Linked DNA regions of Mus musculus: all the other regions are linked to region 3. Evidence: chromatin loops called from intact Hi-C (ENCODE). Cell type or tissue: left cerebral cortex. All regions are shown on one strand.

Region 1 (8,000 bases), 400 kb before region 3:
TCTCACAGAATGTGAAGGAAAAGAATGAAGACACAAACGGAAGATTCCATTAGCATAGAGTTCACACCAGGCAAAGCTAATTGCTAATCTGTGGTGATGGATGTCAGGATGGTGTCTATTTTGGAGTGGAAAGGGGGAGTTGGCTGGGAAGGGAAGGAGGAATCTTCTCAGATCTGAAAATGTTCTGCCTCTTAATCTGGCTGCCGAGCACATGGGGGTATTCACTTTTTAAAAATGTATTAAGCTGCACATTTAAGATCTGTGCATTTCGCCATGAATATATTATTCATTACACTTCAATAAAATAGCTGTGGAGTTTGAAATCGTTTTTGGTGACCCAAAACTCATCGAACGCCGCCTCCCCGCCCCCCCCCCGCCCCCACTGTTCGAAGTCCGCAATTCTGATTTCCCGTTTTGCTATCCCGCCACCCCCCATTATGTACTAAGCCCCTTATGGAGTACAAAGCTAGAAATACTTTGTAAAGGACAGACAGACACCTCCCCCACCACACCGATTGCTCTCCTATCTCAAGCTGCTGCTGCCAGAAATGATTTCATAGTGGGTGGCAGCAAATTACATAAAGCTTTGTGATCGGCGGCTGAGCCATCAGCCGTATTCTCCAAGAGACATTAAAAGCTTAGAAGGGAAGGCACCAGCTTTGCCCTCTGCATGGGTTTAATTTCAACTTGTACAAAAGGTGATTCGACATTATCAAGGATGGCAAATTGGCTTCTGCTGGAGCAGGAGCTCCTGGCAAGGCAGCAGGCATGCCAGGAAGCTGGTGTGAAGGATGCCAAGAGCAAGTCCGGCCTCAGTGGAAGGCTGTTAGGAGCAGGCCATACTGCCTAGGACATTTGAGTTTGGGATAATCAGTTGAATCACTGAGGAACCTTGCTTGCTCAACTATTAGCAGTCCAGCAGTAAGGTGCGTGTCTGGTTGATTGACTCAGGTCTTTCCATACCTACGATTTGCCATCCTTAGTGCAGACTTAGCCTAAAGAGAAGAAGGAAGGCTGTGTCTGGTTGAAGAGAGCTGACAGTCCCTACTCCATAATGCAAATCACATCTTCGGATGCTGTCAAACCTGACAGAGCCTAAGATACCTAAAGCTGTTCTCTCCAACTGGGATCTGTTAAAGAGCAGACCCAAGAGTCTGCAAGTCGATAAATACCATAGGAATCAACAATTGAGCACCAACTCTGTGCAATGTTCTGGGACGAGAGGCCTCTACAAGAATTGTCCTCGTGCAACACATACAGTGGCTGTTGGGGAGTGGCATCAGTAATGGTCTCATTTCACCAGTGCTGTAAAAGCAGGCAAACGGGGGGTTTACGTTTCTTCAAGGCCATATGTTGAGCTCATTGCAGAAGAATGAGTCAATGGAGACCAGGGCCATGTGTCCTGTATTAATCCCAACACACCGACTCTTACCTTATACTAACGCTAATACCCCGGCACAACAGAGGCCGCCACAGTTCAAAGGCAACAAGTATGAGTCAGAGAACTGCCTTTCTCATTCTTTTCCAGAGGGAACAGAAAATTGTACAGAAATAGCTAGCTCCAGAAAACTAGCAACCTCTTAAACACACACACACACACACGCACGCACGCACGCACGCACGTAAGTACGTATGTACATTACCACCCAAGACCCAGCCATTCTGCCACTACATATTTACTTACCTAAGAGACAGGGGCACGGGAATGTGTTTACACAGAAATGCTTCTATCAAAATGTACATAGCAGCTTTATTCATAACAACTCAAAACTGGAAACAGCTAGTTTTCCATGGTCCATCAACAAGAACTGAAGGGGTGTGTGGACGGTGGCATGGCTATACAGATTGCTGCCTGGTGGGTCTCCTAAACCGCTGTCGGCCCAGAGCCAGACGTATAAGAGCAATAATGTGAGACCCCAGTTACATCAAGCTGAGGAACACACCTCGCTGGTCTGCAGTGAAAGGGTTGGGAATAGTCTTTCCTAGAAATGTTGATGTGATGAAGAGAGCCTTGTGGTGAGCATGCGCGTACAGCAGTCCACATATGCAAAACTGTACTGAGCTGCATGGTAGGATTCGTGCGTTTTATGGCATGAAATTGTTTCTCAGTAAAATCTGGTTCATCGGGCTGGAGAGAGGACTCAGCGGGTAAGAGCACTGACTGCTCTTCCAGAGGTTCCAAGTTCAATTCCCAGCAACCACCTGGTGGCTCACAACCATCTGTAATGGGATCCGATGCCCTCTTCTGCTGGGTCTGAAGACAGCGACAGTGTATCCATGTAAATAAAATAAATAAGTCTTTAAAAAAAAATCCAGTTCAGTATAGACTTGGGCTAAGGCCATAGCTCAGGCAGGGGTTGTGTGCCTTCCCAGTCTGCCCAAGGCCCTGCTGACACTGCAAAGATCATCAAATGAGGCAATAGAATTTACATGCATTCTTAAAAAAAATCTATTTATTGTTTTATACCTAAGTACACTGTAGCTGTCTTCAGACACGCCTTAAGAGGGTGTCAGATCCCATTACAGATGGTTGTGAGCCACCAGGTGGTTGCTGGGATTTGAACAGCGCTGTGAAGGGTAGGGTTTTTTTTTTTTTCTTCCAAATATCTAGTTGTTTTATTTGTTATTAAATATATTGATGGTTGGTTGGAAAAGAAAAAATGGGGGAGGGGAGGGAACCCGATCATCCCACACATGTCTCCTTTGCTGCTGTGTAGAGACACTCTGCCAATGTCTGTCAACTTTGTTTATGTCAGATTGGGCAATTTGTCACTGATGCTGAATCTGCCAAAAAGAAACATGAACTAGATTGACAAGGCTTGGAGCCTTTCTCTCTCTCTCTCTCTCTCTCTCTCTCTCTCCCTCTCTCTCTTTTCATTATTCCAGATTTGGGGGGAAAAATGTTGTTTCCCCGACAGGAAGGCTCATCTGTGGGTAAAACATGAACCAAGGGAGCTTGGGAGATGTGATTTTGGGTTTTGTGGAAACTTTTATCTCCAGGGGACTCTGCCTTCTTGATTGGCTCAAATTACCCTCCATTTTCAATTGTGTTCTTTCCACAGAGCTGTCTGTTTTGAGGCCCACCTGGCTATGTTGTGGGCTATGTTGTGGGCTATGTTGTGGGCTATGTTGTGGGCTATGTTGTGGGCTATGTTGTGGGCTATGTTGTGGGCTATGTTGTGGGCTATGTTGTGGGCTATGTTGTGGGCTATGTTGTGGGCTATGTTGTGGGCTATGTTGTGGGCTATGTTGTGGGCTATGTTGTGGGCTATGTTGTGGGCTATGTTGTGGTTGACTATTTGCAGCTGATGTTTCAAGGGGGAAAAATGACAAAAGGAAAGTATCTCCAAGAAGCAAAGGAAAAAACAACAAAAAACAAAACAGGGCTAGACTGTAGCCATCACTGTACTCAGAAATCAAAGAACTTAATTCTATAAATCCAGCATTTAGGAGGCTGAGGCAGTAGGACTGCCAGGAGTTCAGGGCCAGCCTGGGACTACAACATTAGACCCTGCCTTGAAGAAGAAGGGGGAAGGGGAGGAGGAACAGGAGGAAGGAGAGGAGGAGGAGGGAGAGGAGGAAGAAAAGTAATCGCTTCTGCAAAGCATAGTTTTGTTTTGTTTTTTTAAGATACTTTCTTTATTTACATTTCAAATGTTATCCCCTTTCCTGGTTTCCCCTCGGAAAACCCCCATCCCCTCCCCCCACCCTCTGCTCACCAACCCACCCACTCCAGCTTCCTGGCCCTGGCATTCCACAAGGCATAGTTTTATAAGCCTTTAATCCTGGCACTCAAGAGACAGAGACAGAGGCAGAGGGTCCAACTTAGTCTACATAATGAGTTCCATGCCCTCTGGGGCCACAGAGACCCTGTCTCAAAAAACGAAATAAAATGTATTAGCCAGGGTACTCTAAAGGAACAGAACTTATGGAATGAATGAATATATACGCGCGCGCGTGTGTGTGTGTGTGTGTGTGTGTGTGTGTGTGTGTGTGTGAATGTGTATAACTCCATCTGGTCTTACATTTAATCCTCTCTCCTTGTCCTTCTGAGTTCTGGGATCACAGCCATGCACCACCACATTCAGTAGGAAGTTAGCTCCACACAGAGTAGGTATTCTTATAAGAATAGCCATAAGCTACTGGGAAGGGGCATTATGTTAACAACATAGGGTGCTGAGGGTGCAGCTCGCTGGGAGAGTGCGTGTATGTGCAAGGTCCTGGGTTCAAGTTCCAGTGAAGGAAGGGAGGGAGGGAGGGAGGGAGGCAGGCAGGCAGGCAGGCAGGCAGGCAGGTAGGCAGGCAGGCTGACTGGCTGGCTAGCTGGCTGAAACCACAGCCTTGTATACAGTAGGCACTCAAAAATATTAGTTGTTTTTATTTCTGCCAAAGCCTGTTTTTACAGATCTATAGAGCTGAGTAGGAAAAGAAGCTTCCCCACCTCACTCACTAGGACAAAACTGTCAAACATCCTACAAGCTTCCCTAGTGTCCACGGAGGTCTTAGCCCTGGAAGGCCGCAGTGTGGCAGTTCAGCTTTCTGTCCATTAGGGGGTGCTCAAGGACTGCTAGCGGAGGATGGACCTTGGAACTCCAGCCAGCCACACTCCAGCCAGCATTGAAGGCAGGGGCAAGACTTTTAAACAGAACAGGGCACTAGCATTTGAACCAAACAGGGACAACAAGCCTGAGTGGCACGCAGTGTTAGAGGGAACCAGCTCTTCTGTAGGTTCTCTTCCTGGTGGTCAGTCATTTCAGCTCGGCTGTGACATCTAAACCTTTTCCAACCTCGCTGGCTATGAGAGATGAGTGATAAACTCCGGCCACAGGCAGATTCAGAGCCACCGGGAGTCAGAGTTGACCCATATGCAAGCTCACACTCTCTGAAGGCTGTGATATCGGGAGACTGGGGTAGCAGTCCGTGAGTTCAAGAGCAGCCTGGAGCTATATAGTGAGCGTAGGCCAGCGTAGGCAGCTTGTTGAGATCCTGTCTCAAAAAAAAAAAAAAAAAAAAAAAAAAAAAAATTAAACAAAACAAAATAAAGCCGGAGCAGGCTTAAGGCATTCCCATTGAGGCAACCCAAGCTAGCCCTGAACTATCAATCAAGAGATCACCTTGAACTCCAGTTCCTCCCACCTTACCTCACAGTGCTTGGCTTTAACTGGGCTGGCCCCGTGGGTAGTTCTACCTACTGACAACAGCAAAAAGGGTTCTTTGCTCTCTTGCTCTATGATCAAGGCTATTTATAACAGAAAGAGTCTAAATGGGAGCTTGCTTATCGTTTCAGAGGGTGAGTCCCTGACCATCATGTCGAGGAGCAGGCTGCAGGCTTGGTGCTGTAGAAGCAGCTGAAAGCTCATATCTTGGGACAACCACCACAGGGCAGAGAAGGATGCTAATTTGGGAATGGTGTGTGTCCAATCAATGAAAAACACAAGTTCAGGGTTTACTCCTGCTCAGCTTTAACCAGGGCGGCCCACTGAGTAATTACTCCTGCCAGCAACAGCAGCTCCCGCAGCTCTATCTAGCCATCTTTTCCAACAGTCTACATTTTTAAAGATTTGAGTTCTTACAGCCAACTTGCCAGAAAACCAAACACACAGTATGTGGTATGGTAAAAGAGTATGGCTTGCAGTCTTGAATGTCTTTCTGTCTGCCCAGCAGTGGGATGGCAGCAGGCAAGGCTGTGCAGGTCAGGCCTCATTCTTCTGAGAAGGAAAATGCTACACTCCCCCTCCCCCGTAACACGGACAGGGTTTCTCTCTGTAGTCCTGGCTGTCCTGGAACTAGCTCTGTAGACCAGGCTGGCCTTGAACGCACAGAGATCTGCCTGCTTCTGCCTCCAGAGCCCTGAGATTTATAAAAGCGTGTGCCACCGTCACCCAGCACCTGACCTCGACAAAAACAGCAGCCAGGACTCTACCCTGTTCCCTCTTCTGCAGCAATTTGGCTTTTCCCAAAGGTTGGCACACCTGCCAAAGCCTGCAGTGATCTCCTCTCTGCTTTCTGTTTCAAAAAGAAAGCCACATAAAATATTATTTTTTCATAGGTGCCCACAGAACCAGACAAGAAAGGAATTCACCAGTGAGATGGAAAAATACAGACACAAAGCCAAATTTGTTATGTAACTCTAATTTTTAAAAGTATTCTATTCGAGAGGTCCTGAGTCTTATCTCAGCATGGCAGAAAAAGAATGGGAAATGAACAAAAGAAAAGCTGTCTACATTCCCAGAGAGCACAGAAACGATCTGCAGGAATGCTAAGTGCTTACCTGGCAAGGGCCGGAAGTAGCAGCCAGGGGTAGAGCTAGCTGCTTATGAGAAGTGGAGACCAACTGGACTGTTTGAATTTTTCACAAGAATGTATTCATGTATTCTGCATAATTAAAAATTAATAACATCTAAAATACTCTCCATGAACATACACTGATGCTAGCTAGGAATCTCCATGGATGGGAGATGGTCTTAGTTCTTTCCTATAATTTATGAGTCTCCTGCCGTGAGCATTTATGACTTGAGCTATCAAAGTTGGGGGAGGCTGGAGGAGAGATGAGGAAAGGGGCTGAGGTATAAGTTGGTTGCAGAGTACTTTCCTACCATTGCTTTCATGTAGGGGGGAAACTCTGGGCTGCAGCCCAGCAGTGATAAAAATAAATATATAAAAGTACAATTAAGCTGAACATGGTCATGCACACCTTTAATGGCAGAGCTTGAAGGCAAAGGCAAAAGCAGGCAGATCTCTGTGAGTTTGAGGCCAGCCTGCCTGGGCTACAAGCAAGTTCCAGACCAGCCAGGGCTACCTAGCAAGACCTTATCTCAAATAAATAAGTTTTAAAAAGAAGAATGAAACTCTCCCACTCTCTTGTAACATAGAGTCCATGGTGTCTAGAGTCTACTCTCCCAGGCCTCACTGCAGGTTTCCTGGTTCCCAGCTCTTCTCCATGGCCAGTCGCTCCCTTCTGCTCCCTTCTTGGTGTTCTTTAAGCTCAGGAAAAGCCCCCATAGTAGGTGCAGACCACGTTGGCCCACAGGAGTGGAATGTGGGCATCCTTGGCTTGTGCTTGTCAATCACTCTCCTTTGTTCAACTGCCCCCTGGAAGCCTTCCTGCTCCTCCATGGGTAATGAGAAACATTGCTAGAATTTACATTGTTCTGAGTGTGTTACAAAGGAAACGGACCATCCTGGGATACAAAGTGTAGTTCGAAGCCAATCTTGGGCAATTTAATGAGACCTTGTCCCAAAATGTAAAGGTTTACCTAGCATGTTTGAGGTCTTGGATTCGATTGCCAGCACTGAAAAAAATAAGTAAATAAATAAATTTAAAAAAAAAAAAAAGAATACATCCTTTCCTTCCCACCCCTGCCTCCCCAGAGTGCCACCACCAGTGTTTGTCCTCATGGAGATGTGTTTAATAAGGTTCCATTGTGCTGGATGGTGGTGGCTCATGCCTTTCGTTCCAGCACTTGGGAGGCAGAAGCAGGCATATCTTGAGAGTTCAAGGCCAGCCTGATCTACAAAGCAAGTTCCAGGACAGCCAGAGCTACATGGAGAAACCCTGTCTCAGGGGGGAAAAAAAAAAAAAACCATAAACAAAACCAACCAAACCAACAAACAAACAAAAAGACTCCACTGTGTGTCTGGCTTTGTTCTCTAGTGGCTAGCAAGTGATATCCACAGGCCTGGGGTCCAGGCCAGAAGGCTAAGGCGCCACACCTGGTAGAAGACCCAGAACTGGGATTAACCCCTGTCTCAGTCGGATTTCTGAGTTCGAGACCAGCCTGGTCTACAAAGTGAGTTCCAGGATAGCCATGGCTATACAGAGAAACCCTGTCTCGGGAGAAAAAAAAAGAAAAGAAAAGAAAAAAAAAAAGAAACCAAGATTGAAAGTTATTACATTGTTTTGCACACTAACTCAAAAACAAGAACAAAAACAAACAAACCAAAAATACCAGAATGTTTTGATGAAGTTACAAAACACCTCTTTCTGCCGTTATACAATG
Region 2 (8,000 bases), 220 kb after region 3:
GCATATCTGCTTTTGTGGTGCTAGGATTAAACAAAGGCCGCTGTTGATACTGGTCAAACACTTTGCCTCTGAGTTACACCCAACCCCTTGATAGTTTATTTCATCAAGTTGGAATAGCTCTTCCCTAGCTCCTTTCATCTTCACCTTAACTCATAATTATCCTCGGAGTACATTGTTTTAATTAGAATTGGCATAAATACATTTTCCACTCTTTTAGTGAGGTTTTGCTTTGTATATGACTAATAAGCCACATTTAGCTGTATTTTATATTAAGATTCTACTTTAACAATCTCTGTCACTCAGTAGGAATTTTGACCCATTCACACTTACTGAAACACTTCCTTCTGTCAGTGTTGAGCACATTTTATTCATATTAAGTTGTGTTCTCGTACATTTAACCCATCGTAAAAGGCTGATGCACTTTGAGCTATTGACCTATGCTGACTTGTGTCCAGTTTCTCTCTGGTGAAAATATTAAAATCCGTTATTTTTTCTTTTATTTCTTGCTTTCTGACAGGATTATCCTTCTTCTCTGTCTGAGCATTTACATCCTTATATACCTTAGGATTTTAGTTAGAATTTTCTTTTAGGACTTTTTAAAAATTTTATTTTTTACAATTTGTATATTTTAATTAAGATCTGGGTACAGTGCTCCCCCCTTCCATCCTCCAGCCCTTCCTGTGCATTTCAGTTTGTCACTGTCCTTGGTTTCTCTGCAGCTTACATGTTTTGTTTTGTCTTTTTTTTCTCTCCAGCCTCTTTCTAATTTTATATGGTCTCATCGTGTCTTAGAATTTTTTGTCATGTGCCTGAAACCAGAAAGAGAATCACCAGGCTGGCAAGATTGTTCTGTGATACTATTTGATGAGTCTGCAAACAGGAGGGGAGCAAGGGCTGGAAAGATGTCCAGGAGGGCACTGCAGTGGGACTGGGGCTGGTTTGTGTTGTGCTCTGAGTCACCAGGTATTGGGGTAGTTGTTATGTGTTGTTATTACATCAATTGCTGACTGATACAGCAGTCTTTCAGCCCAGGCAGGGATATTAACTCTTCACACATTACTTCCTTAACCCAAAGGCTTGGTTTAGCGATATAAAGGTCAGGTCTGGTTCTGGTGAGTGAGGTTATTTCCGGGGCCTGAGATAGAGACTGTGGCAGGAAGAAGACAAACAATCAAAAAAACCAACCAAACAAACAAAAAACACAAGACAATCAAAAGACAAAACAAAACAAAACCAAAAACAAACAAACCAAAAAAATCAATCAACCAACCAACCAACCAACTAACCAACCAACTAACCAACCAACCCAAATACACCACCCAGCAAACTGTGCTCATTTAATGCTTTCTGATAACTTTAATTAGGAACAGCAAAGAAAGATTTCGATCAGAAGACAGAGGACTGGGCTAGGTGGTGCCTGGGGGCTTCTTTGTTGTTTGTTTGTTTGTTTCTATGAAGATTTCCATGGAGATATAGGGGTCAGTCATCCTGCCCCAGGGTCTGAAATACCATCTGAACTCAGGGATTCTCAAAATCTCCACTAGGGCAGTGGAAGAAATGATAGCTTCCAGATGAGCAATATGGAAGCCAGGAGTCAAGTCTGACTGAAGTATCCTGATCTGTATGTTAGGAAATCAGGGAGAAGCTGTCCGGCTTCCTTCCCACCCAGAGAAAGGATGGATCTTAAGGAGCGCTCTGGCTATTGAGTTTCCTTTGCTTAAGTGAATTCCAAATGCTGCTGAAAATTCCATTCATTATTTAAGCCATCTCAGCTCCCCTGAGAACTTAAGTGCCCAGCAGGAAGGAAGGCATTTTCACATGCTTGTGGGCTGGGGAGGCTCGAGGAGCTGGGCTGGAGGCAGAGGGCAGGTTTGCAGAGTCTGTAGAGTTGGGCCAAGAGTCCATCCAGTGGTGGTGGTGGGATCGACTGGGACAGGGCTGGGAGCCATGACAACCACCCAGGGTGGTACCCTAACTTTCTGATCCTTTAGAATCATCTGATTCACTTGCTAAAAAAATTAGATTGCTAGGCAGATGTGGTTTCAGCGGATCTGTATTGGGGTCCAAAGACCGACACTTTTAGGTTACCCCCCCCCAGGTCATTTAGGTAACTAGGCAGGCATGGCAAATACTGACCAATTAAACTGTCTTTGCTTTAGGGGTGCTGCTGCTTCAGGTTCAACAAACAGTGAATTCCATCACAGGGCCTCAGTGAGCACCGGATCTAACTACAGAACAAACCCACTGAGATCTGAATGGCATGGGTTGAGGTGGCCGAATTGTAGCCACATTGGAACTTATAGGTTCCCGGAGTGTTTGATGCCCCCTTGCCTTTGGCAGCCCAATTTCTCTTTGTAGGAAGAGCAGATGGGGGGAGGGGGCGAGTCCCTGGAAGCACACAGAGCAGGGCTCAAACACTGCCTTATTGTAGGGCCATAGGGAAGCTACTGATCTCAGGGCCATTAATATGAACCTTATTTCAAATGATGCTTCTGCACCTAGTAAGAACACTTATTAGACAGCTTGTTAGCACTGACCAACTGTTTGAGAGGACACTGTCTGAGGAGGAAGGATGTGTTTTAGCTCATAGTTCTAGAAGGTTCAGCCGATGGTTGATGGTTGTGTGGTCCCAAGGACTTTGTTCTGAGCATGGTGATGGCTAGAATGTATGAGGAGGAAGCTGTACACCTCCTGATAGACAGGAAGCAGAGAGAAAGCAAGGGGCTGGTACCAGTATAACCTTTAAAGGCATTTCCCAGTGACCTACTACTTGGGGAGAGGGGGAGGAGCTCCCTAAATAGTGCCACCAGCTGAGGACCAAGCATTTAACAAACACAGGAGCCTGTGGGAGACATTTTATATTCAAATCACTTCAGTGCTCAGTAAATAACTACTCCATTCTAAGTGGTATTAGCCAGTAAGTACTTGGTGAAGGAAACCGATTAAAATGTAAGGCAAGAGCTACATTTTAAGTATGACTGTGAGCGTGATGGGGCAGGCAGCAAGAAGCCTCGGGAAGGGAAACCTGCACACAGGGAAAAGTAGGCAGGGCTGCTGCTGCCAAGCCCAGGGTCTGGGAATTGCATGTCTGATTTCAGGTCGAACATTTAGTGTTGAAATGCACAGGAGCCAGGAAGCTTCCTAGCATTGTTGCCTGTAATAAAGAAAAATCCAGACGTAACCTGCTGTTTCGATTAGAAGTGATGTAACAAGCAGGCTTTGGCCTAGTTTTCTCCAAGCAGGCAGGTCCCCTGGCTCTTCCCACACCCTTTTCTTTGTCAAGTGACGGCTACTGCCACCTAGTGGTAAAGACGGCACTGCACCGGCATGGAGAAAGATGCTCTGGGCCTGGGGAGAGGCTTTATCCAGGCAGACAAACCAAATAAATCCCCCCAAGTCTCTCTCTCTCTCTCTCTCTCTCTCTCTCTCTCTCTCTCTCTCTCTCTCTCTCTCTCTCTTAACCCTCCCCCCTCCTGCCCACACAACACAGTGAGACTGCCTGATTCCTTATCTCTCCTTGGACACGGGATTGGAAGATGATCAATCAAGGATATACAGAGGCGAGTCTCTTTCAGCCCAATGGCACCTCATTTTTCCTTTGGTCTAAGAAATGCTAGTATGAGAGGTTATAGCAGAATACTAAACCTGCAGCCACAAATGCTTACAGAAAACCCCTCCGGTCCAGGCTCCTTGCATTGCAGGTGAGGAAACTGACACTCAAAGATGGGGAACGCCTAGGGTGACGTCAAAGATGGGGAATGCCTAGGATGACGTCACTTGGTGGCTGGCGGCAGACCTTGACTTTAGCCTGTCCCTTCCCAGTCCTCTTTCTCTCATGCACACTCAGCATTAGTAGCTATGTCGGGAGTCTCTTAGCGCTTGGCAAGCGTGAAAACGGGAAATTTCAAACGAGGAAGGAAGCCACACCTGTTCATGCTTTGGCATTTCCGGCGGCTGCCGTTCTCAAACGTTTCAGGGAAACTACGCAGAATTTGAATTTATGGACAGAGTCAAGTAATGGAAACTGCGGAGAATGATATTTACTGTGCCCCTTGGGCAAACTTGCAACACCCGAGAGCGAGGGAGATGCAGCTTGGAAACCAAGGCAATATGTGAGGGACTTCAGATGTGGGGTCCCAGCTCCTACTTTCTTGCGGTCCTCTGGCCAAAGCTTGGGGTGTGGCTCTGGGAATCACGCTGGCCTTTGGATCTTCTAGGTTCTGTGTTTGTAAAACCATCTCTGGGTTCTTAGGAAGAACCAATGAGAGTACTGGAGAATGGGTAAAGTGATTTGCACAACGCACTGTATCCACAAATGGCTTATTTCCTTTTTCATGACTGAGTTTAGTTAATAGTCACCAGATGCTTGTGTCTCTTAAGTGGCGCGTGCCAGGCTGATTGTAATCATCTTAAACCAAAACCCGAGATAGAGCATCCTCAATGGGAGACCACGCTCTGCTCTCCTCTCAGGGTTTCCAGTCCGGCTCACCACTGTGAGCACGTGATCCCTAGAAGCATACATTCAGAAGAAACTGTCAAACAGTTGCCTGAGACAGCTGCATCATTTAGTATTCATTTAATAGAGGCATGGCAGTGCCCTTTGGCCCACAGACTCCATATTTGTGTTGCCAGTGTTTTCCATGATAATCATTAATGGTGGGTAAGGATTCACACCCACAGCTAAAATGCCATGGATTTAATTGTGTCTTATTAATCTTATTAATAATCTTCCTTTGTGAGGTAGCCTCCATGCTCTTACCCACTTTTAAAAAAGCTGTCCTGATATTTTATTATTGATTTGTCGGAGCTCTTTATATATTTGATACAACTTTGTCAGGTATACAGTTTTACAACTCATTCTCCAAATTTGAGGTTTCCTACTTCATTGTCCAGATGATGTCTTCTTAAAAGCACGGATTAAAAAAAAAAAGAACTAAGTCCCGTGATCTACTGTTTTGATTCACATTTAGGGTTCTTTTAATGTTCTCAGATCATCTTTGTTCAGGCTCAGACTGCAGGTATTTATTTCCCCTGGCGTTTTCTTTGGGAAGTTTCATGGTTTTCAGCTTTGTGCTTAGGCCGGTGATCTGCCTGAAGTTATTTTCATGGGTAGAGAAGGGGGACTCAGGATTCCACACGGATGAGAGTCCTTCGAGCATCACTTGTCAAAAACATTTTCTTATCCCCACTGAGCTGGCTTAACACTTTGGGAGTTGATTTTTAAGATAAAATCTTTTTAAAGTAATAGAGGAAAAAAAAGCTTGTGCTAAGTAAATTAAATGGAAACCAAGGCTATACAGGTCACAGCAGCACCAACTATTCAGGAGTTATACAATCCCATGGGTTTTAACTCCTGTATAGATTCATATATCCACTGCCATAATCAAATGCAGAAGAGTCCGATGTCCTCAAACCTCCTTCACACTGTCTTCATGTCAGCCTGTGGCTGACACATACCCCCTAGACTAAACATGGAACATTACAGTAGCCCGTGACCCATGTGCCCGCTGATTGACCCACATTGCCTAGATTACTGAACATACAGTAGCTCCCAAGATCAGGGCATAAGAGGCATTAACTAAAGAACTCTTAGCCTGATCGATCTATTGTATTCCTTTTAAATTTTTAGTTTTTACAGTAGCTTTATTGTGCTCTTCCAAAAGATTTATCTTTGTTTCCTTTTAAGTGTCTGTTTGTCACATGTGTAGGTGCCCATGAGGACTTTCTGTGGGTGCTGGGAGCTGAACTCAGGTCCTCTGGAAGAGCTCAGAGCTGCTGAGCAGTCTCTCTAGCCTTCTCTTCATACTGTGCTCTTTTCTTTCTGATTTTTTGGGGTTAGTCTGTTTTGTTTTGTTTTAAATTTCTTGTAGACTCCCAGGCTACCTCTTTGAGATGCTTCTTCTTCCTAACACACACACATCTAAGGAGACAACATCCATCAACCCTACACTCCCCAGGTTTTAGATGCCTTTTGCCAACTTGGGTATGCTGTATGTCAATTTCAATTCACTTCAAGTATTTTCCAATTTCTTTTTGACAGTCTTTTTTTCCTTCCTTCCTTCCTTCCTTCCTTCCTTCCTTCCTTCCTTCCTTCCTTCCTTCCTTCCTTCCTTCCTTCTTTTTCTTCCTTCCTTCCTTTCTTCTTTTCCTTCCTTCCTTCCTTCCTTCCTTCCTTCCTTCCTCCCTTCCTCTCTTCCTTCCTTCCTCTCTTCCTCCCTCCCTCCCTCCCTCCCTCCCTCCCTCCCTCCCTCCCTTCCTCTCTCCCTCTCTTATCTTTCTTACTGATAATCCAAATAAATTCTGCTACAGCTTGGAATGTATTTGATGTGGCCGTTATTCTGAACTGGTTAGTGTGTGTTCCAAGATCCATGCCTCTGGCTTCCACTGGCATGAGCTTAATGCACTCTTAAAAAGAATGCATCTTTTCCCTTGTTAGGGAGAACGTTACTGTAACCACTCATGGGAGCTATCCATTTGTTGAAGATTTTTTTATTTTCTTCATATTTAAAATCAGACTCTCCTCTGATTTTATTTATTATGTTTTGAAAAGATTTTTTCATATAATATATTTTAATCATTTCCCCTCCCCAAATTTCTCTGAGATCCTTTTTTTGTACCTCTCTACCCACCCCCACACTGTTTCTTCTCTCTCTCTCTCTCTCTCTCTCTCTCTCTCTCTCTCTCTCACTCTTTCCCTTTCATGTCATTCCTGACGTCAGTAGATGTTTCTTACATTTTTGGCTTTTAAACCAAACCAAACCAAGCCAGATCGGACAACGAACCATTTTCTCCAAGTTAGCCAAAATTAGTTGGTATTTCTATCATTTCATATAAAGGAGTCTCAGTCTCCTTGACTGCATCTGTGTGTTTTAAGTTTCCTTTCAACTCCGTAAGTTTCCCAGCCAGGATTCCAGGAATCCATTGCCTTCTTTAAGCCTGAGAATAGCGCTCACTTCCTTGAAAGGGCAAATAACTTATTTCATGGTTCTCCAAACACAGTTGTCCTTGGAGAATCTCAGCATGAACAGTGAGCAGAGAGAGAAGCTGGCGAGGTTGACATGAAAGGCGAGCGGTGCTCCAGGGCCTATTATCGATGGCCAGAACTCATCCTACTTTGAAAGGTAAGACAGTGTCCAGTGATGGACCGAAAGGATGGCTGCTCCCTCTTTTGCTGGTACCTACAAAATCTACATTGCTGGCAGCTCAGAGATGATGACGTGTATTTACTCATGGGACTCAATATTCAAAAAGAGGGAAATGATTTGAAGTGGAGGGGGAAAAGACAACAGGAATGGGAAAAGGAATATAGTTTCTCCATCGTATTTTGCTATATCTGTTAAAATTAAATTAAAATCTTAAATTATGGGAAAGGTGACTTGTTTGGTGCATAGGTGTAGCATGTGCCTAGCAGATTATTAGGAGCCGGGGACCATAGGGATAGTTTTGCTGATGGAGAGGAGGGCCCTTGGGGGATGACTCTTCTCAAGGTCATGTGGGGAATTAACTGCAGAGTAGCAGCTATGCTCTGCAGCAGATCTTCCTGCCGTGGATATTCCCCTGTGGTACAGTCACTTCCTTCTGTCACTCTTCCCTCAGGCAGTCCCTGAGGTACAAGTGAGTTTTTGTCAGGCAAGGTCTGAGGTGTGAAGGTGTTGGCAGCATCATCAGGGGAGGGTGGGGGGTAGGGGAGGGGGTGGGTTGAGCGCTTCCATGTCCTACACTGTGTTGGGAAGAACTTGGCAGCCCAATCAATGGTCCATGCCTTCCAGGAGTTCCCAGCCCAGGGAGAGTGAGACTCAGAGGCACATGCTACTTAGGGCTATGGTTGGACTAGTGTTATGCTCCTGGCAGGATAAGTCAAAGAAGGGGATGCCCAGCCCTGCTGGGGACAGCGGCTGGTTAGAGAGACTTCTCCAGAAGGGTAAGGTCTCATGTTAGATCTTGAAGTACACTCTGAGGTTTCCATGTTAGTGGGGCATGTTACCGAATCCGAGTCAGGC
Region 3 (8,000 bases):
ATCTGAATTAACTTACACATATGGCCTGACGGGCTCGTCACCAATCATATTGCACAGGGAAACAGGAAATTGCTTTCTGCAAATGCTACCGAGGCTTTCTGGGCTGGCCCCACCCAGAAAGTACAATCTTCCCCGGCTACAAATGACTCTCACTCAAGTGGTGATCTCAAAACCCATCTCTGGAAGTGAGGACTCCAAAGAATCTGTCACCGGGATACAGTGACACCAACCTCACATTTTGTGGTTAATAAAACAAGTCCTGCATTCGGCTTGGCACAAGTCCCTGATCTGATTTATTTCAGGCTCAGCTCATAGGAAAAACTGCCATTCATGAATGCTTCAGGAGGGCAGGTCAGCTGGGTTTTTTGTGGCACAACTGGCGTGCTCACACCCATTTCTGGTGGACATTCTGATCAAACCTAGCCGATTTCCTAAAGAGATCTGGCACGTTTTGTTCTTAAAGGGAAACAAACAAACAAAAAAAAAATCAATTACAAAAAAAAAATCTCAGTTTTGACAGGCAGTTTTCACAGAAAAGGTGTTTGTGGGAATAGAGAAAGGAAGAAATGCAGGAAAAGAGAAAAATGTTCTGATTTCCGATTAAATAGAATCAAACATCGGACACTTCACCCCATCTTCCTCAGTGCAACCCAATATAAGTCAGACGCACAGGACTTTCCTCAGAATGTCTCCTCAGTCTTCCTTTAAGATTTCGTGCCCCAGGACTTAATCAGGAATTTCCATTCTAAAGTGGCACACGGATCTCCTCAGAGAGCTAAGCTTTCTTTGAATAAAAAAGGCAAGTTGCCCTTTTGGGGACTCGATACGTATTTTTAAACCTCTTATTAAATCAACCTAATTTATGAGGCATGTTCAGGAAGAGCAGGTAGCAAGCTGCTTTGGTGGATGCAAAGTTTCTTTGCCATCCCCTCCCACACCCCCAATTCCACCTCCTTTGCCCTCCTCCTGCCGAGGGTTTCCGAATGTCTTCGGGGCCTTTCCGAAGCCGCCGAAGCCGCTCGGCCCTCTCCGCTTGGACCCCGACTGTGCTCCGAACACTGTCGAGATCCTCCGAGCCCCGCTCCCAGGTCAGGCCGAGCGGAGCCGAACACCGCCGAGCCAAGCTCAGCCCCATCGACTTTTCCAGCCTCGGCTGGGCGCTGTCCACCACTTACAACGCCTGAAACCTCACCCTGGCTCAGGAGGCCGAGGCTTCTACCGGACTCCCGGCCTGCCACAGTGGATTACAGACTTGTGAAGTTTCGAAACCTGCCCCTAAGGAGAAAGAGGTGGCGCGGTTTGCATTTCCCGACACGCGAGGGCTCCAGGCAGATGCAACATGCACCTTGTTGCAAAGAGCAATTCCCCAGGCCCCGCCTCCCCATCCATTTGGACTGCACAAGCCCCAGAGAAACCCCAGGCCAAATTACTGGTGGCTCAGAAGGGTGAGGCTAGCCGAAGGGGCCTGTGAGAAGAAAGCCCCCGGGAGCTCTCGAACGCAAATAAGAACATGCCAAGCAGATGGGAGAAACTGTCTCCTAGTCGCTGCTCCCTACCATCATGGCGCCGCCTGGAACTCGCTTGTCATGCCTGTTACACATGCAAGAATTTTTGCTTCTTGGTTTTGAAACCACAAGCACGATTTGTCTCCCACCCACCTTCCCTCGAAAGGGGCTTTTATTTTCCATTGTTTTCCTACGGGATGCAATTACTTCGGCTATTCTGTCAAGTTGAAAAATAATCATTTTTGTTTACAGCACAGCAACCTCTAATTAGGAGCTGTGTGTGCACGAAGGTGTCACAGCAAAGCGACATGGAATCCTCGCTAAACGGTCCTAACGAACTCCTCCGTCCCGAACTGACAGGCCAACGGAAACAGGGCCAGGAGGCCCGGAAGGCACGCACCCGTTCCCTGCCGGCCACCCCTCCCCAGGCAGAGCTGCCTGGAGGCTCACCGGGAACCGTGGAGTGGATGGGGCAAGAAGCAAGCCAGAGAGGAGGAAGGACGGGCGAGGCTCCTAAGTGGGGAAATGTGGAAAGGAAGGAATATCCCATTTTGTTTTAATTTTCAACCATCACTCAAATCCACCCCCAGTTAATTAGGAGGGGAAACTGATATCTAAGGCAGAAAGGGGGCGGTGGCAAGTAGGGCCTGAAATCCGCATTGAAGGTAGAATACAGAGTGTAAATACAACGATAAAGGCTACACAGTGACTGGAACCTGCGGGTGTCAGAAGAGCAAAGGCTGGAGGGCCAGGGAGGAGAGGGGCTGGAGGGCAGATGAAACTGGCTTTTAGCCCCACAGACCCTCCCACCTCTGCCTTGGATAAGGCTGTGTCTGTCACATCCGCTTGGAAACCCATCCTTTCTCCCCAGTGCACGCCCCCTCCCCTAACCCTTGCTCGCTTTGGGGGGGGGGGTCGTCTAAGCCACAGCCACCAGGAATTCAGCACCAAACTCGTGAACAGCAAACACTTGATCCTCCACCCCAATCTGCTAGGGCTGGGTCCCCTCCATGTTTTAGTCAAGTTCAAAATCACTGCCTCAAGAGAAGCAGGGGGAAGTGGGATTCGAGGGGTGGGGTGGAGGAGGAGGGGAAAGAAGATGAGGCAGAGACAGAAATGGAGGCAGTGAAACACGAAATACTCCACGAGCAAGAGTTATGATCATAAGCACGCCAATAGTGTGATGTTCTGATCAATATGGCGGACACTGTCATTCATACAACTAGAGGCGCTCTCATTCCCTCCCCGCAAACACCGACCCCAGGAGTTGGGGTGGGGGACCCAGAACCAACGTAGGGAGTGGGGGAGGGGAGGCAACCTCGGGTTTCTTCTGTGTGTGCGCGAATTAAAAACCAGGCCTGGAGAGCAAATATGGGTGAGCAAGATAATAAAAACGATATAAATTATTCTTAATAAAAGTACAAATCCCAATGACACAGGGACTTACTTCATCTGCTTCACAATGGTGCTTTTTCCTGATTCTCCAGCCCCTGTTGGGACACACAGAGGGGGGGAAACTGGTGAGTGTCAGCTCATGGAAATGGGAAGGGGGCTTCAAGGCATGCACAGGGTGGGCGCTCCTGGGCACAAGGTGTTGCCAACTCAGGGACCAGATTTCCCAGGGCGCAAGTCGGGTTGGGAACTGTGGCGGGGGTCGAGGGGCGGGGGTGGCTACCCAGGTCCTTACCCAGCAGGAGTAATTTCACGTCTTTGGCGGCGCTGATGCCATCTTCTTTGAGGTTTTTCTCAATCGCCTTGCTCCGCTCGAGGGCGGCTCTCTCCTCTGCGCTCAGCGTACATCCCATGGTGGCCCCTTCCCTGCCACAGCCCGCACGACTAGGCTGGCACGACTCCCCGGGTCGGCGCGCCCCCCACCCCCCCACAGAGCAGAGCCTGGGCTCAAAGGGGAGAAAATCACGATATCCTCTCCTTGGCTGGGAACAAAATTGTCGAAAGACCAGAATCCCCCCAAAAGGACAGCCTCTATTAAGATTCCAGCGGCGAAGATTAGCGGCGGCTGGCTGGGGTCTGGGGGTGTCGAGGTGAGGGTAGCCGGGGTCTGGGGCTCCGGAGCCGAGAGAGGAGGCGCCCGCGGGCCCGGGAGGCGCGGGTTGCAGGCACCGAGGCTAGTGCACGACCCAAAATAAATAAAATAGGAGTCGAGGCTGGATCCGCAGCCGGAGCCGGCGGAGGGTGGGGTGGGGGGCAGGGTGGGTCCTTCTGCCGCGGCTGCCGGAGGCGGAGGAGGAGGAGGCGGAGGCGGAGAAGGTGGAGGCGGCGGTGGCGCGGGGTGTGGAGGGAGTGAGTTAGGGGGTGCCGCTAGTGCATGTGCATCGCCGCTCCTCGGCCGTCGATGCGTCCGCGGCGCCTTCTCCGACCCCCGCGCGCGGGGCAGGGCTGGGCAGAGGGCCGGGCCGGGGGTGGGGGGTGCAGCTCTCTCTAGCGGGAGGCGGCGTCGCCGGGGCCCAGAACTCGCATCGCTCGGCGGAGCGGACAGGAGACGGGGAGAGCGCGAGGGAGCCGCGGCCAGCGGGGAGCGCGAGAAGAGGCGGGCAGGGAGGGCAGGGCACGCGCGCGCGCGCCGGGGCGGGCGGGGAGGGGGGGGGCGAGGCGAGCGCAGCTCTCGAGTGCGCCTGGTCCTGCGCAGCGCTCCGCCAGCCGCCCGCTGACGTCAGCAGGGCCGCGCGCCGGGGGCCCCGGGGACGGCGCGGGCGGGGGCGGCGCGCATGCCCGCGGGACGCGTCAGACAAGCGGGCGCGCGCGCGCGGCGCCGCCCACTCTCGGGTCCCCCTCCCCCCGCGGCTCCCGGAGCGTGCCGGGCTGGGGAGGGCGGGGCCTGGGGCCGGGCGCGCGCCTGCGCCCCACCCCGCCCCACCCCGGCGGGTCTCGCGCGCCCGGCCCGCCTCCTGTCAACCCCAGCGCGGCGGTCAGGTGGTCCCCAGCCCTGGGCCTGAGCCTCCAGCTTCCTGGTCCCTCGGGCTCTGGGTCGTGTCTCCGGCAGATCGCCTTACCGATTGTTCTCCTTCGCGGCTGGAGGTGTAGCCCCTAGTCGAGCTATGGTGCCTCCGCAGATGTGAGGAGGTAGTGGGTCAGGATAAACCCGCTCACTCCATAATAACGCGCTGGGGCTCAGTGACGGATTTGGGTCCGCATTTATTGAGCATCTAGTGTCTAGAGACTGGGCTAGTAGAGAGGAAAGTAGCAGGCAGAGAAGAGGCAAGGCCTGCTCCGCAGGAGTTTTTGCCTCCCTTAGCCAATGTGAGCCTTACCGCGAGATGCCCACAACCTCTGTCGCTAGAGATGGTTACCATCCTAGGATGGCTTGATGCCAAAGGCCCAGGGACAGTCTTTCATGAAAGCCTCTAGCAAATACTTGTTCCCTTAAATTTTTCTCTATATGATGAATCGATGGCCTCCCTTGGTTCTTGAATTCTTGTATCCCCAGAACATAATCCGGTAAAAATGAATTCTTCATAGGTTTGTGATAAGAGATTTTTTTTCTTCCTTTCATCTTAAAATAACAAACTACTAGAAGAAATACACCCTTCATATCTTCTCAGATAGTCAGAAACCAGGGTCAGTTATTCAGCAAACAGCGAACCCAGCACTGGGGAAAACAGTAGACAGTTGCCAAAGATCGGTCATGTTCTGGGTGGTCTCAGAGCCTGAAGACATTAATTCTTACTGCACAAAATAGTTTTACAATCAGTTCCACCAGTCAGCCCCAGGGGCCTTCCTAGATGGAGGAGCCAACAGGCAAGACTGCCCAGGATAAAGACAGGCAAGGGGCCAGTGGAAAACACTTTCTTTTTTCGTAACAGTTGGGCATTTCTGTGACTCTGAAAGTAAACTTGTTTGCTTCATTTCAGCAATGGAGAGAAAATCCTATTTTGGAAATGTCACTCAGCATAAAAATATATTTGCAAGGGGGAAAAGGGGCAATTAAGACCCACTCAGAAGAAAATATTTTTTCTCCTGCATGTTTTTTTTTCATAAGTTTGGTGTTTCCCAATGTATGTTTGTCTCATTCGACAAATGTCTGTGTCAAAAGTATATGTAATATAATTGGAATATTTAAATTTGAGTCATACCTACCTATTCTAGGAAACCGACAAAAAATTCTATAGATTTATTTTATACAGCACATAAATAATCCCTCCTCTATTTTCTTTCCTCTTTGTGTTGGGTGGGGAAACTATTAGAAGATGAATCTGGTTTGGCTTAAAAATCAAGTATCATTAAACTTGTCCTTCCAGATCGAAAACAGAGATCTCAGGTGCCCAATATTCTATAGACCTTGCTTCCTGCAGAGGTTGCTGGGGACAGTTGCCTAGATCTACTGTGAACCAGATTCAGAAAAAAATTTCACTGCCATTTGTACAAGACTGCATTTGATGGACCGAAGGTAAGGATCACCGTTTCACTCTGCCCTGGGACAGGGCGGTGGCGGTGGCGGTGGTGGTGGTGGTGGTGGCGGTGGTGGTGGTGGCGGTGGCAATACCCTAGTAAATATATTTAGTGTTCTTTCATATCAAGTGATTTTCAAGTGAAGGCCTTATGTTCCTGGTGGCATTCTGGTTGTGTATGGGAAGATGCAGCCATCCTTGACTTTTAAGTGCCTGGCCTTCCTCCTTGCTATCAGTCCTGATATGGCAGACGTATAAGCCTCTGTGTTTTGAGTTTTTCTTCGTTCCCCCAGTACTTGACCTACTGACTATGTATGTAAGATTATGTTCCAGCACTGTGGAGGTATTTCAGATTTGCCTACTCTGTTTTCCTCTTCTTCCTTCTTCTTCTTCCGTCTTCTTCTTCCTTCTTCTTCTTTTCTTCTTCTTCTTCTTCTTCTTCTTCTTCTTCTTCTTCTTCTTCTTCTTCTTCTTCTTCTTCTTCTTCTTCTTCCTCCTTCTCCTTCTCCTTTTCTCCTTCTCCTTCTCCTTCTCCTTCTCCTTCTTCTCCTCCTTTTCCCTCTTCTTCTCCTTTTTCTGGGTCACTTTGCATCATTATGGCTGAGTTCCATAAAAGACTAATAATAATTCACTTCATCTGTATAGTGCTTTACAGCTTACGGAGCACTTTTACAAAAATTCCCCCATGTGATCCTCCCACATAAACCTCAGTTAGGTACTAGTGTGGGAAGCATCATGGATGAGTGGAAAGAGCCTAGACCAGGAAGACAGATTGATAAGAGAAAACTTCTGAGATGTCCTACATTTGATTACAAAGGGCCAGGGGACATGAGAGAAGAGAAATGATATAGGATGTTATTTGGGTAGCAAGCTACAGGCTCCCAAAAGACCATTTTTCTGTTCTTGAATGTACATTAAAAAGCTTCATTCAATGCTGCTCTGACTGCCTAGGCACCAGTCTATGCCCCTTGCATCATTAACCAACCCAGAAGTCCTGCCTTTTTCTCTTTGATCTCCCATCACAAAGGCTTCATTGCTTCAGGTAAACCCACCCTTGTTATCAGTAGCCAGTGTAAACTCAGTGTACATAGTATGTATGCAGCAATGTTTTCCGTGTAAAGTACTCTGCCCTTTTAGATATGGGGAACTAGCTATTCACCCACTTTGGCGGTTGTAGAATTTCTCCCTAGCCTCTTCAATAGCTTCAATAAACCCCTTTATTTCAGAAAGTTCTTGCAAGGCCTTGGGCATTTTGGTTTAATAAGATGCAGTCTGGTATCCATTTTACAGATGAGCAAGCTGAGCCCTCACACAGGGGCATGAATAAATTATTAATGGTCAATAAACTTATTAATGAGTCAGCGAGTCTTTGCTGTTTTGCGAACTGTTGAAAACAGCACATTATATACATACATAAAGAATTCTCAGATCAGAAAGCCAAAATCTCAAACCCAGTCATATTTTGATTCCTCCAAAGGTATAAGTAATAAAAAAATCCTTTGACTATATTAAATTGCTACACAATTAATTCCTGTGGAAACGAAGAAATTAGAGTTCTAACATTAGGAGCTAGGATTCCTAGACCAAGGCCAGTTTCCCTTTGGTTTTGTTTTATATGATTCTCAGAATTATATTTTTTCTGATGAAATTTTTTTTATCAGAAAACAGTTCTCACCCCATCCTTAGTCAAATGTTCATCATGCTACACACACACTATGCATCATATTTTGGAAGCCACTTGGAATATCTTCCATAGTCCATGAGAGGAATGTCAGCAAAGGCTGCAGAAAGCTGCTCTGCTTCCAGAGAGTAGTGATCCCCAGCTCTCAGTTAACCAGCATGGTGGGCTTTGGGTAGATACTCACTTTCTTTTCTCTTTATCTATGTCTCTAAAAATGTCCCCAGTTGACATTTTTTCCCTGGCATGTTTTCGCACACGTCTCTCAGACCACTACCACCATGGCTCTCAAACATTATTATCTATAGAATTACCTGAGATGCTTTAAAGTTACATTTAAAAATTAAATTTAGAGTTCCACTTCTGGAATACACTCAGTAAACCTGAGGTGGAACCTGAGGATTGTCTTTT

Evidence for each region. Hi-C counts contacts between places; a loop is a spot of excess contacts. Peaks named below come from ENCODE experiments on the same cell type or tissue, not always from the same donor. Only the 100,000 strongest peaks of a DNase experiment are listed, where the experiment ranks them.
Region 1: it touches region 3 in a loop (2.7-fold over the local background); 2 of 42 quality-filtered maps call a loop at or near these places.
Region 2: a loop joins it to region 3, with 9 times the contacts of the local background. A loop is called at or near these places in 7 of 42 quality-filtered maps.

Annotation. Positions count from the first base shown.
Region 1 is chr8:94,202,508-94,210,507 of GRCm38, reverse strand. No RefSeq gene overlaps it. Among named protein-coding and RNA genes, the nearest start is that of Nup93, 8.1 kb to the left of the region's middle. In left cerebral cortex, a CTCF peak has its summit at 4,539 (motif pointing right); DNase peaks (open chromatin) are centred at 567, 1,314, 4,033, 4,557 and 1 more place; H3K27ac peaks cover 1,538 bases.
Region 2 is chr8:93,587,329-93,595,328 of GRCm38, reverse strand. It overlaps Gm26843 (a long non-coding RNA gene), which reads left to right. Exons shown (of 10, transcript XR_003947433.1): 9 at 7,000-7,121. Among named protein-coding and RNA genes, the nearest start is that of Ces5a, 55 kb to the right of the region's middle. In left cerebral cortex, a CTCF peak has its summit at 3,293 (motif pointing left); a DNase peak (open chromatin) is centred at 3,281; H3K27ac peaks cover 774 bases.
Region 3 is chr8:93,806,646-93,814,645 of GRCm38, reverse strand. Gnao1 (guanine nucleotide binding protein, alpha O) reads right to left here and starts at 3,808. Exons shown (of 9, transcript NM_010308.3): 1 at 3,193-3,808; 2 at 2,953-2,995. The coding sequence starts at 3,310. It overlaps 4930488L21Rik (RIKEN cDNA 4930488L21 gene), which reads left to right and starts at 1,091. Exons shown (of 1, transcript NR_026888.1): 1 at 1,091-2,952. In left cerebral cortex, no CTCF peak of the experiment used is centred here; DNase peaks (open chromatin) are centred at 3,218, 4,018, 4,290, 6,627 and 6 more places; H3K4me3 peaks cover 4,663 bases; H3K27ac peaks cover 4,943 bases.